Linked DNA regions of Homo sapiens: regions 1 and 2 are each linked to region 3. The links are chromatin contacts, found by Hi-C or POLR2A ChIA-PET in ENCODE. All regions are on one chromosome and are shown on one strand. Each heading gives the region's core, a stretch centred on a gene start or an enhancer-like site at or near the end of the contact. The rest is flanking DNA. Distances are from core to core; before and after follow the strand shown. Region 1 holds the start of LRP5 (LDL receptor related protein 5). Region 2 holds the start of C11orf24 (chromosome 11 open reading frame 24). Region 3 holds the start of TESMIN (testis expressed metallothionein like protein).

What was found. Hi-C counts contacts between places; a loop is a spot of excess contacts on that map. ChIA-PET counts read pairs that join two places held with the same protein, here RNA polymerase II (POLR2A). Pooled maps may share reads with other maps.
Region 1: a loop to region 3 is called in a pooled map, with 6 times the contacts of the local background. The contact joins the promoter of LRP5 here to the promoter of TESMIN in region 3. A Hi-C loop is called at or near these places in 2 of 50 pooled maps. POLR2A ChIA-PET finds 5 or more read pairs at or near these places in 2 of 52 experiments (GM12878 and H1).
Region 2: a pooled map shows a loop between it and region 3 (8-fold over the local background). The contact joins the promoter of C11orf24 here to the promoter of TESMIN in region 3. A Hi-C loop is called at or near these places in 4 of 50 pooled maps. POLR2A ChIA-PET finds 5 or more read pairs at or near these places in 2 of 52 experiments (activated T-cell and common myeloid progenitor, CD34-positive).

What each region holds. Positions count from the first base shown.
Region 1 is chr11:68,310,273-68,314,830 of GRCh38, reverse strand. LRP5 (LDL receptor related protein 5) reads right to left here and starts at 2,240. Exons shown (of 23, transcript NM_002335.4): 1 at 2,026-2,240. The coding sequence starts at 2,116. LOC124900302 (a long non-coding RNA gene) reads right to left here and starts at 1,382. Exons shown (of 2, transcript XR_007062749.1): 1 at 1-1,382. RefSeq lists enhancers at 504-1,378, 1,379-2,254 and silencers at 1,676-1,745, 1,756-1,915, 2,106-2,305, 2,326-2,615.
Region 2 is chr11:68,269,569-68,273,801 of GRCh38, reverse strand. It overlaps C11orf24 (chromosome 11 open reading frame 24), which reads left to right and starts at 1,829. Exons shown (of 4, transcript NM_022338.4): 1 at 1,829-1,945. It overlaps LOC105369363 (a long non-coding RNA gene), which reads right to left and starts at 1,700. Exons shown (of 3, transcript XR_950248.3): 1 at 1,626-1,700. RefSeq lists an enhancer at 866-1,720 and a silencer at 1,632-2,031.
Region 3 is chr11:68,748,354-68,752,910 of GRCh38, reverse strand. It overlaps TESMIN (testis expressed metallothionein like protein), which reads left to right and starts at 1,391. Exons shown (of 10, transcript NM_004923.3): 1 at 1,391-1,491; 2 at 2,212-2,721. The coding sequence starts at 2,251. RefSeq lists silencers at 1,159-1,278, 1,289-1,578 and an enhancer at 1,279-2,264.

The DNA of each region.
Region 1 (4,558 bases), core at 991-3,490, 440 kb after region 3:
GGGACTCTCTCAGGGTGCTCCACACAGCACTTGGTTAACCCCACTCAGCCCTTCTGGGCTCTCCCAGAGGGCCCGGCCTTGGCCTTGGGCATCTACAGGAGGAACCTCCAGGGGGAGAGGGGGTGCCTGGACAGGCCGGCCCTGGAACAAGCACTTGGGCCCCGAGGAGAGAGGACTAGGGCTTGGGAGCTGGGGAAGTTCTCAGCACTGGGACCACTAGAACAAAGCCATTTCCGTGCGTTCACAGCTTCCAATTGCAACAGGAAGCAATCAGGAAAAATAATTAGCGGCCCACTTACTGGCTTCGCTGAGGTCCGAGGCATGTATTTCACACAGTAAAACCAGGGATATAACATCAAAACCGTTCTGCAGAAAGATTCCTCCCTTTCCTTCCATTTTAGGCCTGGATCACCACATTCACTGGGGCTCCCAGGCCTTGCTGCCTAATGTTAAAATAATCAACTCTATTTTTGCCTCACACACAACTGAACTCTACAGCTATAATTCTTTCTCCTCAGGGGCTCGAACCACATGGACGACAGGCATTTGACTCCAGCAACATCACCCCAAAACGTGCACAAAACCCAAAACTGCAATGAGGTGAAAGGCAACGCGGTCGGCCTAGAAACCCCCCCTTTAAAACAAACAGTTTCCCCAAAACCCCTTTTGCCTCCTTGACCCAGGCATTTCCGGAAAAAGGAGCGGCGCTGGCCTGTACTCCCCAGATACTGTCGCTGTTTTGTCTTCACCTTGTTTTGCTAGCTCCAGACAAGGCCCCACAATGTAAACACGCTCCTGAAAGAGGCAGATTTGGGGTGAAACTGTCCATAGAATCTCTAGGCTTGGGTCAGAGGCAGGAGGACGTGAAACAAACTCCAAGCTCCTCCTGTTCCCCGCTGTCCCCCACACCTCCAAGCAGAGGCTGCAGCCTGGGGGATCTGACTACAGGGCCACCCCGCTGCACCATTCACACTGGAAATATTCAGGGAGACAGCTGTTTGCCTTAAGGAGGCCCAGACAAAGGGGCCCGAGGTCCTCCCCGCTAAACTGCCACAAACAGAACAGGAGCCGCGGCGTGCACAGGCACTTGCGGCCGTGCCACTTGGCCAGCCATACTCCAGAAAAACAAAACACGCACATCCGAAGAGAATGATTTAGGTAGCAAGAGGCTTGCTTGAAAAACCACATGGCAATCTCCAAATTAAAAGAACATGTGTAGCGTTTCACGACTGCTTAAGTTTCCTGAGTCCTCCTGACCTCAACTCCACCCCCTGGGAAACACCAAAAGTTGGAGAGAAAGTTCCCCCGCCCTACCTCTCCCCACGGGAGTGTACAACTGAGGCACAAGCCTGCCTCCCCCACTGCCCCGCGATCTGGGACCACGTCACCTCCGCGTAGCCGACCCGGGGATGGACACTATCTGGGGACCCGGCGGCCACACGGGGCATTCGGGTCGCCCGGGCACCTGGCAGGTGTCAGTCCGCTTGGAAACCCACAGCCACGCGGCTCACAGGAGCAGCGCCACCGGCCAGGCCGCCCCGCGCCCGGGCTCAGAACTTTCTCGCTGCAACTTCAGCCCGTCCTCGGAGCACGCGGGGCGGCCGCGCGGCCGCTGGAAACAGGCTTGCGAACCGGCTCCCCGGGCCAGGCCCGCCTCCGCGCCCCAAGTCCCCGCTCGGTGCCCGGCCCGGGCCACACGGGCCCAGCGCGGGCTCGGCTCGGCTCCCGGCTTCCCGCGGGCTCGGGCAGGTGAGGACCCGCCCGCGCCGCACCTGGCGGAGCGGGCGCCCTCCTCGCCAGCCCGGGACGCAGCGTCCCCGGGGAGGGCCCGGGTGGGGAGACAAAGGGCCCGCGCGTGGCGGGGACGCCGGGGACGGCAGGGGGATCCCGGGCGCGCGCCCCAACTCGCTCCCAACTCGCCAAGTCGCTTCCGAGACGGCGGCGGCGCCCGCGCACTTGGCCGCGGGGCCGCCCGGGCCATTGTCCGAGCAACCCGCGGCCCCCGGCCGGCCTGCGCCCACCTACCCGCGGCGGGGGCCGGGCAGCCGCACAGCGCCAGCAGCAGCAGCAGCAGCAGCAGCAGCGGCCACGGCGGCCCGGGCGGCGCTGCCTCCATGTTGTCCGGCGGCCGGACGGGCCCGCGCCGCGCTCACTCGGGCTCCATGGCGCGGCGGCGGCGGCTCCTCGCGCGGCTCCCGGCGCCTCCGCCTCCCCCCTCGGGCGCCGCGGACCAGGACGACGGGGAGGAGGGAGCTGGGCGCGCGGGAGCGGAAGCCGCGCCGCGTCTCCGCCCCCCGCCGCCGCCACCCGCGCCCCCCGCACCGGCCGCGCCCTCCCGCGGGCGCCCCCCGGAGCCGGCCGGCGGCCAGGCGGCCCCAGCGGCGCAGGTCCCCGCGGCCCCTCCCCGCGCTCCCCGCCCTGCCCTGGAGGTGCCTCCGGGAGGCTTGGCGCGGGGTTTCCGCCCCGCGGGGCCCGGCGGCCGATCGGGGCCCGGAGCCAGGTGTGTCACCTGTGGAGCCTCTATGAGTGGGGAAACTGAGGCACGGAGCAGGGCGGGGTTGCCCAAGGGCACACAGCGAGGCAGTTTCAGGGCGGGCAGCCTGGGGCCCCACGGGGCGGCCCCGGACACTTGTTCTCACCTGTGGAGGGCAGAGAAGGGAACAGGGAGAGAAGTGGCCGGCTGGGAGTGGAGGTGGGTTTGAGGTTTTACTGTAAACTAAATGTGTACCCTCTACCTTAGTTATGAATTATGAGACACGAAGACTGCGAAACAGACACACTCCTCTAAAAGTGCCTCTAGGCTGACAGGGAGAAAGTCCCGCCAGGCTCCCAGACGCCACCTTTGAGTCCTTCAACAAGCCCGCCAGGGCCTCTTGCCCACCGGTGTCAGCTCAGCCACTGAACCCTCCAGGAAGAAGACGTGCTGGTAGGAGAAGAATCTCACCCAGGCACAGCCTGGAAGGGGCACAGAAGGGGCTCTGGAACCAGCAAGCCCAAGTTGGAACTCCCAGTCTGCTACTTTCTAGAACGACTGTGCCCTTGGCGGGTCTAAGTAGAACCTCTCCGCGCACTCTTTCCTCCTTTGTAAAGTGGGGACAGCAATGGCCACCTTGCAGGTTCAGAGAGGGCTTGCAGTACCTCACAGAACTGAGTGCCCGTGAACGTGTGTGTTCCTCCAGATTTGTGACAGCTTTGCCAGGCTGGAGTCAGGCTGAACGCCTCTGCCCTCATGGGGTTTATATTCTAGGAAGACCAACAAAAACAAGAAGACGGAAAATTAAAACAACAAAAGCCCCATTGACAGGCCATGAAGAATGCCATGAGAAATGAAGGGCGTTGTGCTGCAGTGTTTGGGGAAACTGGCTTAGGGAAGGAAGGACACTTGAGCTGCTACCAAGGAGCAGCCGTCCGGTGGGAGGGCAGTTCAGGAAGAGCAGACATCCACGGAGGAGGCGCTGGGGCAGAGGGCAGCCTGGTCGCTGGATTCGGGGGAGGAACCACATCAGGCCATGAGCTGGAGCTGGTGGTAGAAGGTACAGGAGAGGCCAGCCAGGGCCAGCACATGTCAGACCTCAGGCGGGGAAGAGGAATCGAGAATGCACCCCACGAGCAATGGGAAGCCAGGCTAGGATTTAAGCAGCAAAAATATTTTCCCTTCTTCCACCCTGCATCCAGCTCTACCAGCACAGCCTGGGGTTCTATTTTCAAGATAGAAGAGACCCAGACTCCCAGCTCTTCTTACACTTCTACTACTGCCACCTGTCACCCACTCATGCGTCCCCACTTGCAGCCTCGACCCCCTTCCACCTGATCTCATGGCAGCCAGGGAAGCTCCAGGGCTCGTGAGGGCTGCCATCTCAGGAAAGAAGCAAAAGCCTTCGGCACCTGCAGGGCCTGCTCCAACCACACTTCTTCCTTGACCTCTCAGCTTCCTTAGCCACTCCCTTCCCACATCTCACCCTGCTCCAGCCACAGTGGTGTCTCTGTGGGTTCTCAAACACACCAGGTGCACTCCTGCCTCAGGGCCTTTGTGCTTGCTGTTCTCTGCTGGGACTCTTTTTTTTTTTTTTTTTTTTGAGACAGGGTCTCACTCTGTGGCCCAGGCTGGAGTGTAGTGGTGTGATCGTAGCTCATTGCAACCTCAAACTCCTGGGCTCAAGCAATCCTCCCACCTCAGCCTCTCAAGTAGTTAGCTTTTGTTGTTTTGTTTTGAGATGGGATCTCACTCTGTTGCCCAGGCTGGAGTGCAGTGGGGCAATCTTGGCTCACCACAACCTCTGCCTCCCAGGCTCAAGCAATTCTCCTGCCTCAGCCTCCCAAGTAGCTGGGATTACAGGCATGTGCCACCACGCCCAGCTTATTTTTGTATTTTTAGTAGAGACAGGGTTTCACCATGTTGGTCTGGCTGGTCTTGAACTCCTGGCCTCAGATGATCCACCTGCCTCGGCCTCCCAAAGTGCTGGGATGACAGGCATGAGCCTGTCTCTAGTAGTTAGGACTACAGAGAGGGGCCATCATGCCTGGTGATCCTCCCACCTTTTCTGCTCCAACTCTTTCA
Region 2 (4,233 bases), core at 580-3,079, 480 kb after region 3:
AGAGTCACAGTCATTGATTTTTTTTTTTTTTTTTTTTTTTTTTTTTAGAAGGAGTCTCGCTCTGTCGCCCAGGCTGGAGTGCAGTGGTGAGATCTCGGCTCACTGAAGCCTCCCCCTCCCAAGTTCAAGCAATTTTCCTGTCTCAGACTCCCGAGTAGCTGGGAATACAGGCACACGCCACCACGCCTGGCTAATTTTTATATTTTTAGTAGAGACGGGTTTCACCATATCGGTCAGGCTGGTCTCAAACTCCTGACCTCAGGTGATCCGCCCGCCTTGGCCTCCCAAAATGTTGGGATTACAGGCGTGAGCCACCGCGCCCAGCCCAGTCATTGATTTTTGAAAAGGGCAGGCAAAGAACTAAAATCTGCCTGCCGATTGTATATTTTCACTTCTGGAGTGAGCCTCAATACTGTACTTCATGTTAGATCCGAACTAGTTGGAAAAATTAAAGCAAATACATAGTGAAAGGATCTGATCTTCACATGATCCAACCGGCGTTGGGTCTCAGCAAACCCAACTTTGCAGGTTAAATTCCACACATGAACTGTGGTTGAACTGGGGATGGTGGTGGTGACATCAAATCGCATTTCAGGTGCTCCCAGAGCTCGGAGTGGATGGTAGATCCTGTCTTTGCCCAATCTCAGCTTTCTGTGTCTCTTAGCTTCCTAGCCGAAGACCCCAAGGCAGGTTATAAAACTGGAAATAAAGTCTTGGTTTGCTCCTGTGAAATCATCCTTCGCAGACAGGTTTTGGTTTGGACCGGGGGATGCCTGAGGGTCTTATACAGACTGGGATTCAGTCACAGAACTACTAACTTGCAAAGCCTATTTCTTTCTTTCTTTTTTTTTTTTGGAGACAGAGTCTCGCTCTGTCGCCCAGGCTGGAGTGCAGTGGCACGATCTCTGCTCACTTCAACCTCCACCTCCCAGGTTCAAGCAATTCTCCTGCCTCAGCCTCCCGAGTAGCTGGGACTACAGGCGCACGCCACCACGCCCGGCTAATTTTTTGTATTTTAGTAGACACAGGGTTTCACCATGTTGCCCAGGCTGGTCTCGAACTCCTGAGCTCAGATAATCCGCCCGTCTCGGCCTCCCAAAGTGCTAGGATTACAGGCAAGAGCCACCGCGCCTGGCCTGCAAAGCCTATTTCTAACCAAAGTCAAGTCCCACACACTTGCCTCTAAATTGCGTTTTGCTCCTTTGTTATCCCAGGTTTTACAATTACAGAGCACTTGATGAGCCTGTTTCCACGTCTGTAAAATGAGGCGAAGTTCTTCACTGTGCTATTGCAGAATTAAGCCACTGGCTCTATAGGCAAAGTGCTTAGCACGGGCGTGGCACGCTGCGGGTGCACAGAAACGCTCGCTGCCACCCCACCCTTAACTACCGGGCACCCCAGCGCCCCGCCAGGGGCTGAAGAAACGTGGGAGGAAGCGGAGGAACGCGAAGGGCGTGTGCCCGCGAAAGGTCTCACGAGGCGTTTCGAGGTCGCCTCTTCAGGCTCGGCTGCCGACAAGGTGCCTCTGAGCTCACCCAGCCCAACCCGCGCACCCCGGGACCCCAAGACGGCAGCGGGCACAGCTGGGCAGCAGAGACCCGGGAACACCCACTTCCGCCACAGACCTGCTCAAAATAGCTCCTTCTGGCAGCGCGCAAGAAGTGGCCCGAGCCGGCCCCGGGGAGGCGGGGCCTGAGAGCAGACAACCCCCCCACTTCCGGCTCGCCTCCGTTCGCCACAGGCCCCGCCGCAGCCGCTCTTCGCCCCGGCCAGCAGGCCCGCCCCGCCCTCCGTGACGTCATTTCCGGCGTTTGGGCGGGGCCCGGGCAGGGCGCGCTGCCCGGAGCTGCCTGGGTTGCGCTGCCGGCCACGTCCCCGCGCCGGGCCTCAGGCTCCTTCCTACTGTCCGAGGGCCACCAGGCCGCCGGGGGCCTGCTGCGCCCGGGTAAGGGGCTCGCACTGCCGTCCGGGTAGCTGCTGTCAGGGCTCCCTGACTGGCTTGGGACTGAGAGACAGAGGTTGGGGGGCAGGAGGAGGGTTGGATGGGGGCACGAGGGGCAGTGGGAGAGTGAGTGGGGCTGAGAGAGGCAGGAGGAACGGGACAGGAGGAGCGGCGGATGGGGCACGCACAGAGTGCAAGACGCTGAGCAATGCAGGTACTGAAGAAGTCAACTGGGGGCCGAGCATGGCTGGGGGCCCAAGAGACAGGAGGAGGGAGGAGGGCCGAAGGGGGCCCAGACTGGAGAAGAGGCCGGCTTGTCCCATTGTGGGAGCAGAATGGGGACACTCTGGAAGGGGGCCGAATTTGTCCTGGGGTCTTTCCCGGGCAAGCCCAGGACGGGACTGGACCCCAAGAAGTGTCGCTCTTACTTGAGTGACACAGACCTATCCCCCAGACCCTCTCTCTACCTGGGTGGAGGTTGTGCATTGCCCCAGATTCCCTCCCCTGCCCATCTGTCTCCCTGCCTGCTTCCCCCGTGCGAGTCACTTAGTAGCCCCCGTGTGGCTGCTTAGCATGTTGACTTAATCGTTAGGCTGATAGGAGGAATCGGCCTCCACACGCATGGTTTGCCACCAGAAATAATCATCGTGCTTAGAAATCTGACTGTAATAACTTGCAGCTATCCCTCGCCCCAGGAAAATCTCTAACATTTCGATAAAATCAGCTAGGAAAATCTTTAAAATACAGATGTTTCCATTTATACAGTGGATCTGCCTAATGGACAAAGGAATGTCAGAGCTACCCACGTTCTTAGCAAAAACTAGGCCCTAGTATTTAGCTGTGTTACCAAAACTTCCAGAAACCTGGAAGCAAGCAAGGTAGTTAATGTAATATAATAAATGTCCAATGTTCTAGGTTCCCGTCTGCCACAGAGTCACATCCTTTGGACTACAGGACAATGTCTATATACACAAAGCCATAAGTCTGTGTTCCTTGGGCTTCTGCTACCAAAGTTCAGCCAGGTGACGTGTCAGGATTAGGTACCTGCAGTTTGCCCTGTATTTGTGTTTGCAGTTCCTACTCCTTGGTATCTGTAGCTTGCCTAACTTGGTGTGGGGGCCTGGCCATGTTGCGGCTGAGTGAGTCTTAATAGCCTGATAGAATGTGGGGGTAACAGCTGTAGTCCTTTACCAAGCTTCAGGATTGGTCTTTGGAACCTCTCTATGCCAGAAAAAAAGAATTAAGTTATTTCTTTCCCTTTTTTTTTTTTTTTAAGAGATGGGGTCTCACTATGTTGCCCAGGCTGAACTCAAACTTCTGGGCTTGTAATCCTCCCACCTCAGCCTCCTGAGTGTCTGGGATTACAGGCATGCAGCACCACGCCTGGAGTCCAGTTTTGTGTAACTTGCATAAAGTGCGCCACATATAACAAGCCAAGGTTCGGAACACAAGAATTCAGACAAGATGCCTTGGGAGGCATCTCGAGGTCATGAACCAGAAAAGGATAGGGAGGTTGACACCCAGGGGCATAGTTGGGGGTGCCTTTGTCATGGAGTGTCACATGGCTCAAGGGAGTATCCTGTTGCACCTTCCTTGCAGATCCTATGGGGAGCTGACCCCTGAAGAAGGGAGCTCCCAGTGCCAGCCTAACCTTCCGTCTTTCCATCTGCCCTGGTCTCCAACTTAATACAAACTTAATTCTCTCTCGCTCATTCCCCTCCTGCCCCTGGGGTCTCTTTTTTCCCATCTATTATGGTCTGAGACCCTGATCTACCCAGTCTCCCTGTACCACATAATAATGAGAATAACTGGTGGGGTCCCGAGACCCACATCCTAATTTTGGCTTGAAGCCTTTGCAGGGGAAACTGTTATTTTAAATGTTGTTAATGGTTTGTCCATCATGAGTCAACTTACATAGATGACCACAGGTTCCCGCATGGGATCTTGACATTTAGAATATTCTGTTGGAAAGTGGAGGCAGGACCATAGCAGAGGGATGAAGTCATAGGACAATGAAGGCCTGTTCTCGACTACACAGTGGCCAATTCCTGTTTCTGTGGGAGTGACCACCAGCCCCACCGGCTGGGAGGGAGTAAGTGGTGATGGTATCCAGCAGAAGTTTCCTGAGAAACCCGTGGAGTGTCCTGATATAGCCTTGTGGACCTGCTCCGTGTGTGTGCCCTCACCTTTGTGTGTGTGATTTTGCATGTGTATGTGTGTGCCTGTGTGAGTGCACATGTGTGGTGGCATGTGTGCATGTGCAGATGGACATATGTGCAGCTGTGCGCACA
Region 3 (4,557 bases), core at 142-2,641:
TGTGCCTTGGGTACTACCCTTTAAAAATTTAGAAAAGTATTTAATTTTTAAAAGTGAGATTAGAAAGCTGATGTTTTACATTCTTTATTTTTACCAAAACAGTACCTGAGTAGACAGTACCTGAGGCTGTCTCCCCAGCACCCACTCCCACCAGTCCCTCTACACCCTTTGCAGTTTTCGCCATCACTTGAATTAAACTTTCACCTCCTCTTGATTAAACAGTGATATCTATTGACTCCTTAAAGATGAAATAGCTCATTCCCCACCCAAAATTTGAGACTTTCATTGTATTTGTGAGTTTTTTTTTTTTTTTCTGAGAGGGAGCCTTTCTCTGTTGGTCAGGCTGGAGTACAGTGACACAATCTCAGCTCACTGCAACCCCCATCTCCCAGGTTCAAGCCTCAGCCTTCTATGTAGCTGGGACTACAGGCGTGCGCCACTACGCCCAGCTAGTTTTTGTATTTTTTAGTAGAGACGGAGTTTCACTATATGTTGGCCAGGCTGGTCTCGAACTCCTGACCTCAGGTGATCCACCCGCCTCGGCCTCCCAAAGTGCTGGGATTACAGACGTGAGCCACCACGCCCAGCCGTATTTGTTACTTCTATTTCGGGACCAACTCCATCAGTTGCACCTGTAAGCTGCGTCACCAAGGACCGGGAGTGGGTGCAAGGCTGGGAACGTGCGGTGCAAGCCCCTGCCCTCTGTCCACCCGCAGCGTCCCAGGCCGGGATCTGTCTTGAGAGCTCGAGTGTAGAAAAATGTTTTATTTTATTTTATTTATTTTTTTGAGACGGAGTCTAGCTCTGTGGCACAGGCTGGAGTGCAGTGGCGGGATCTCGGCTCACTGCAACCTCCACCTCCCGGGCTCAAGCGATTCTCCTGCCTCAGCCTTCCAAGTAGCTGGGATTACAGGCGCGTGCCACCACGGCCAGCTAATTTTTGTATTTTTAGTAGAGACGGGGTTTCACCATGTTGCCCAGGCTGGTTTTGAACTCCTGACCTCAAGTAATCCGCCTGCCTCGGCCTCCCAAAGTGCTGGGACTACAGGCGTGAGCAACCACGCCTGGCCAGAAAAATATAACTGAAGCCCAAGGTCAGAAGCCAAGCTAGGCAGTCCCACTTAGCGCTGCCCGAGTTGATGGGGACCTCAGTTTCCCCACCTGAGCCTGGATCGGCTGAACCTGGGAGTGCCTCCCCTGACCCGCTCTGGCAACAGCGGCAGTCCAGGCCCCGCCCCTCGCGACTCTGTCTCCTCCCGCCCCAGACCACGCCCACCACACCTCCCTGGCCCCGCCTTTACCTCCCCGCCCCGACCTCGACTCCGCCCCACGCCCAGGCCCCGCCCACTGCCCGGGCGCCTCTTCCCCTCCCCCCAGGTTCCTGTCCCTCACCCTTCCCCCTTCTCCAACCGCCAACGGCCGCCTGCGCCTGAGGCCCGGCCCACGCCCCATCCCGCTCGCTCCACGCTGCGGCAGCCCCGGCGGCCCCAGGTGCGTCCCTCCGAGGAGGAATGACGGGGCGGTCCCCGGGCTGGGCCTCGGCTCTGCAGGCGGGGATGGGGGCTGCCGGGCCGGGTCGGGCCCCTGCGGGTGGGCGGAGGGCGGCGGGCCGTGGGCGAGGCCGCCCCTCACCTGGTCGCACCTCACCTGGCCCCCCCTCCCCTGGCTGCTCCTCACCTGACCCCCTCCTCGGCCGCCCCTCACCTGGCCCCCTCCCCTGGGCGCCCCTCACCTGACCCCCACCCCGGCCGGCCCCTCTCCTGGCCGCCCCTTACCTGGTCGCCCCTCCCCTGACTCCCTCCCCTGGTCGCTCCTCACCTGGCCGCCCCTCACCTGGCCCCCTCCCCTGGCCGCCCCTCCCCTGGTCGCCCCTCCCGTGACCCCCTCCCCGGCCGCCCCTCCCCTGGTCGCCGCTCACCTGACCGCCTCCCCTGGTCGCTCCTCACCTGGCCGCCCCTCACCTGGCCGCCCCTCACCTAATCGCCCCTCATCTGGTCGCCCCTCCCCTGACCCCCTCACCTGGTCGCCCTTCCCCGGGCCCCTCACCTGGCCCTCCCTCACCAGGCCGCCCCCTCCCCTAGCCGCCCCTCACCTGGTCCCCTCCCCTGGCCGCCCCTCCCTTGGCTGCCCCTCCCTTGGCTGTCCCCTTTCCTGGCCGCCCCTCCCCTCGTCCTCTCCTCTGGCTGCCTCTCACCTGGCCGCGTGTTGCAGGTGCGCGGCCCCCGCCATCCCGCCCCGCCGCCCTGCGCCATGGAGGAGGGCCCTCTGCCGGGCGGGCTGCCCAGCCCCGAGGATGCGATGGTGACGGAGCTCTTAAGCCCCGAGGGTCCGTTCGCTTCGGAGAACATCGGCCTGAAGGCCCCCGTGAAGTACGAGGAGGACGAGTTCCACGTCTTCAAAGAAGCGTACCTGGGCCCGGCGGACCCCAAGGAACCCGTCCTGCACGCGTTCAACCCCGCGCTGGGCGCCGACTGCAAGGGCCAGGTCAAGGCGAAGCTCGCGGGGGGCGACAGCGACGGCGGGGAGCTCCTCGGGGAGTACCCCGGGATCCCAGAGCTCAGCGCGCTGGAGGACGTCGCGCTCCTGCAGGCCCCGCAGCCGCCCGCCTGCAACGTGCACTTCCTGTCCTCGCTGCTACCCGCGCACCGCAGCCCGGCGGTGTTGCCCCTGGGCGCCTGGGTCCTGGAAGGAGCCTCCCACCCGGGCGTCCGCATGATCCCAGTAAGAACCGCCTGGGGAATGGGCACAGCTCCCCCTCCATCCCTTCCCCAACCCATCTGAGGCTGCTAGTGTACCCCAGGATTTCCCTCTACAAGCATTTTCCCTGGTGACACCACACACAGCCCACCGGAGTCACTGATTCTCGGTAGAGCGTATACTCTTTGTCGTCTTCCTAATCCAACATGCATCGGCCCAGCCAAGCCCTTTCCCCTGGAGGGAATTCTGCCCTGCACCAGTCGTCCAAAGCTGACCTAACCATGCAGACGGCGGACAACAAAAAAAGGGGGAAAGCTAGGACGTAGGTTCCCTTGGGCCCTGTTGCTATCCTTGGCTTAAGGAGAGAGGCCCGCTGTCTGCTGGTAACTATTGTCTGTGAAAACAAACGCAATGTGGTGGAGGGTTGGCGTGTTTGCATCTTGCATTTTTTTTTTCCTTTAACTTTACCAGGCTTGGAATCCACAGCAAGGACTCAGAGTTAATACTTGGATTTTCCGGGCCTTGAAGTCAAGATGTGAGATCTTCCCTTTGCTAATGAGTAATAGCTCTTCAAGCATATGCAATGTAAATCAGAGCCTAAAGAAATGCTTGCCAGCTCTCAGCCGACTGCCCTCTCTAGCTGTAGATGACCGCTGATAATTTTCCGCTTTGTTCTTGCCAAAACTAATGAGTTTTCAAAGGAAACAAAGGGTCCCAGGAAAATGTGTTCTCGACCCCTCAAAAAGGACCCAGCTCAGAAAACGAGACCACTCATCCATGAGGTCATTTTAGTAAGTTGTAGATGAAGCGTTTGTGGGACACAATGCTTGAGTCAGTATTGAGATGGCTGGAGCCTGACCCTGTATCATAAGCCAGAGCAGCAGGAGCTTGGATTTCTGCTCTTCCGGTTTTCTGTTATGGTAATTGCCAGTCCTTAGTGTACAGGAAAAGGATGGGCAGAGGCTGGGGCCTCCACTGACCTCTGTTTGTCCTCAGAGGAGCCATAGAGCTCACCAGTTCCCCCAGCCGTTTCCCAGGACAGAGGTCTTTCTCACAGCCTTTCTCAGAGGGCTTGAAATGTTAAGAACTGCATTTTGCTGCCCAGCCGGATTGGTGTCCAGCGCCTCCTGCCCGTAGGTCCTAGCTCGGCTCATTTCCTCACAGAGTGGAGTCAGAAAGCATTAATCAGAACAGGGAAGATAATACAAAAATTAACCGGGTGTGGTGGCGCACACCTGTAATCCCAGCTACTCGGGAGGCTGAGGCAGGAGAATTGCTTGAACCTGGGAGGCGAAGGCTGCAGTGAGCCGAGATTGCACCACTGCACTCCAGCCTGAGCGACAGAGTGAGACCCTGTCTTAAAAAACAAACAAAACACACACAAGAGAATTCTCTGATGTTAAAGATAGTAAAATTCTCTTTAATCCAATTTTAAGAGATTGCTGGTCTGACAAACTAAAGGAGAGACTTTGCTTTTTAAATTTTTATTGACTGCTTTCTGATTCATTAATAAAATGGACCAGATACAGCACAGACATGTTTATCGTTTAAACAGAATGGAATTATTTTCAGTAAATATTCAGGATCAGTTGCTAATTTCCTTCTTCTAGAAATTCATTCCCACATGTTGACCTTTGTTTTGAAAGGTCAGAAATGGAATTTTAGTATAAGTAGTTCAGATATTAGTTGCATAGGTCTGAGGAAATGATATATTTATTATAGTAGTATTTGTTGATTACAGGGAGATAAGTTAAATCTAAACTGGGATGACGTGCATAGCACATCCCCCAAAGCAGCAAGTAGAAGAAAATTTTATGTGTATTTATATGAAATTTAAAATTTCTAAATAAAGCTACTTAA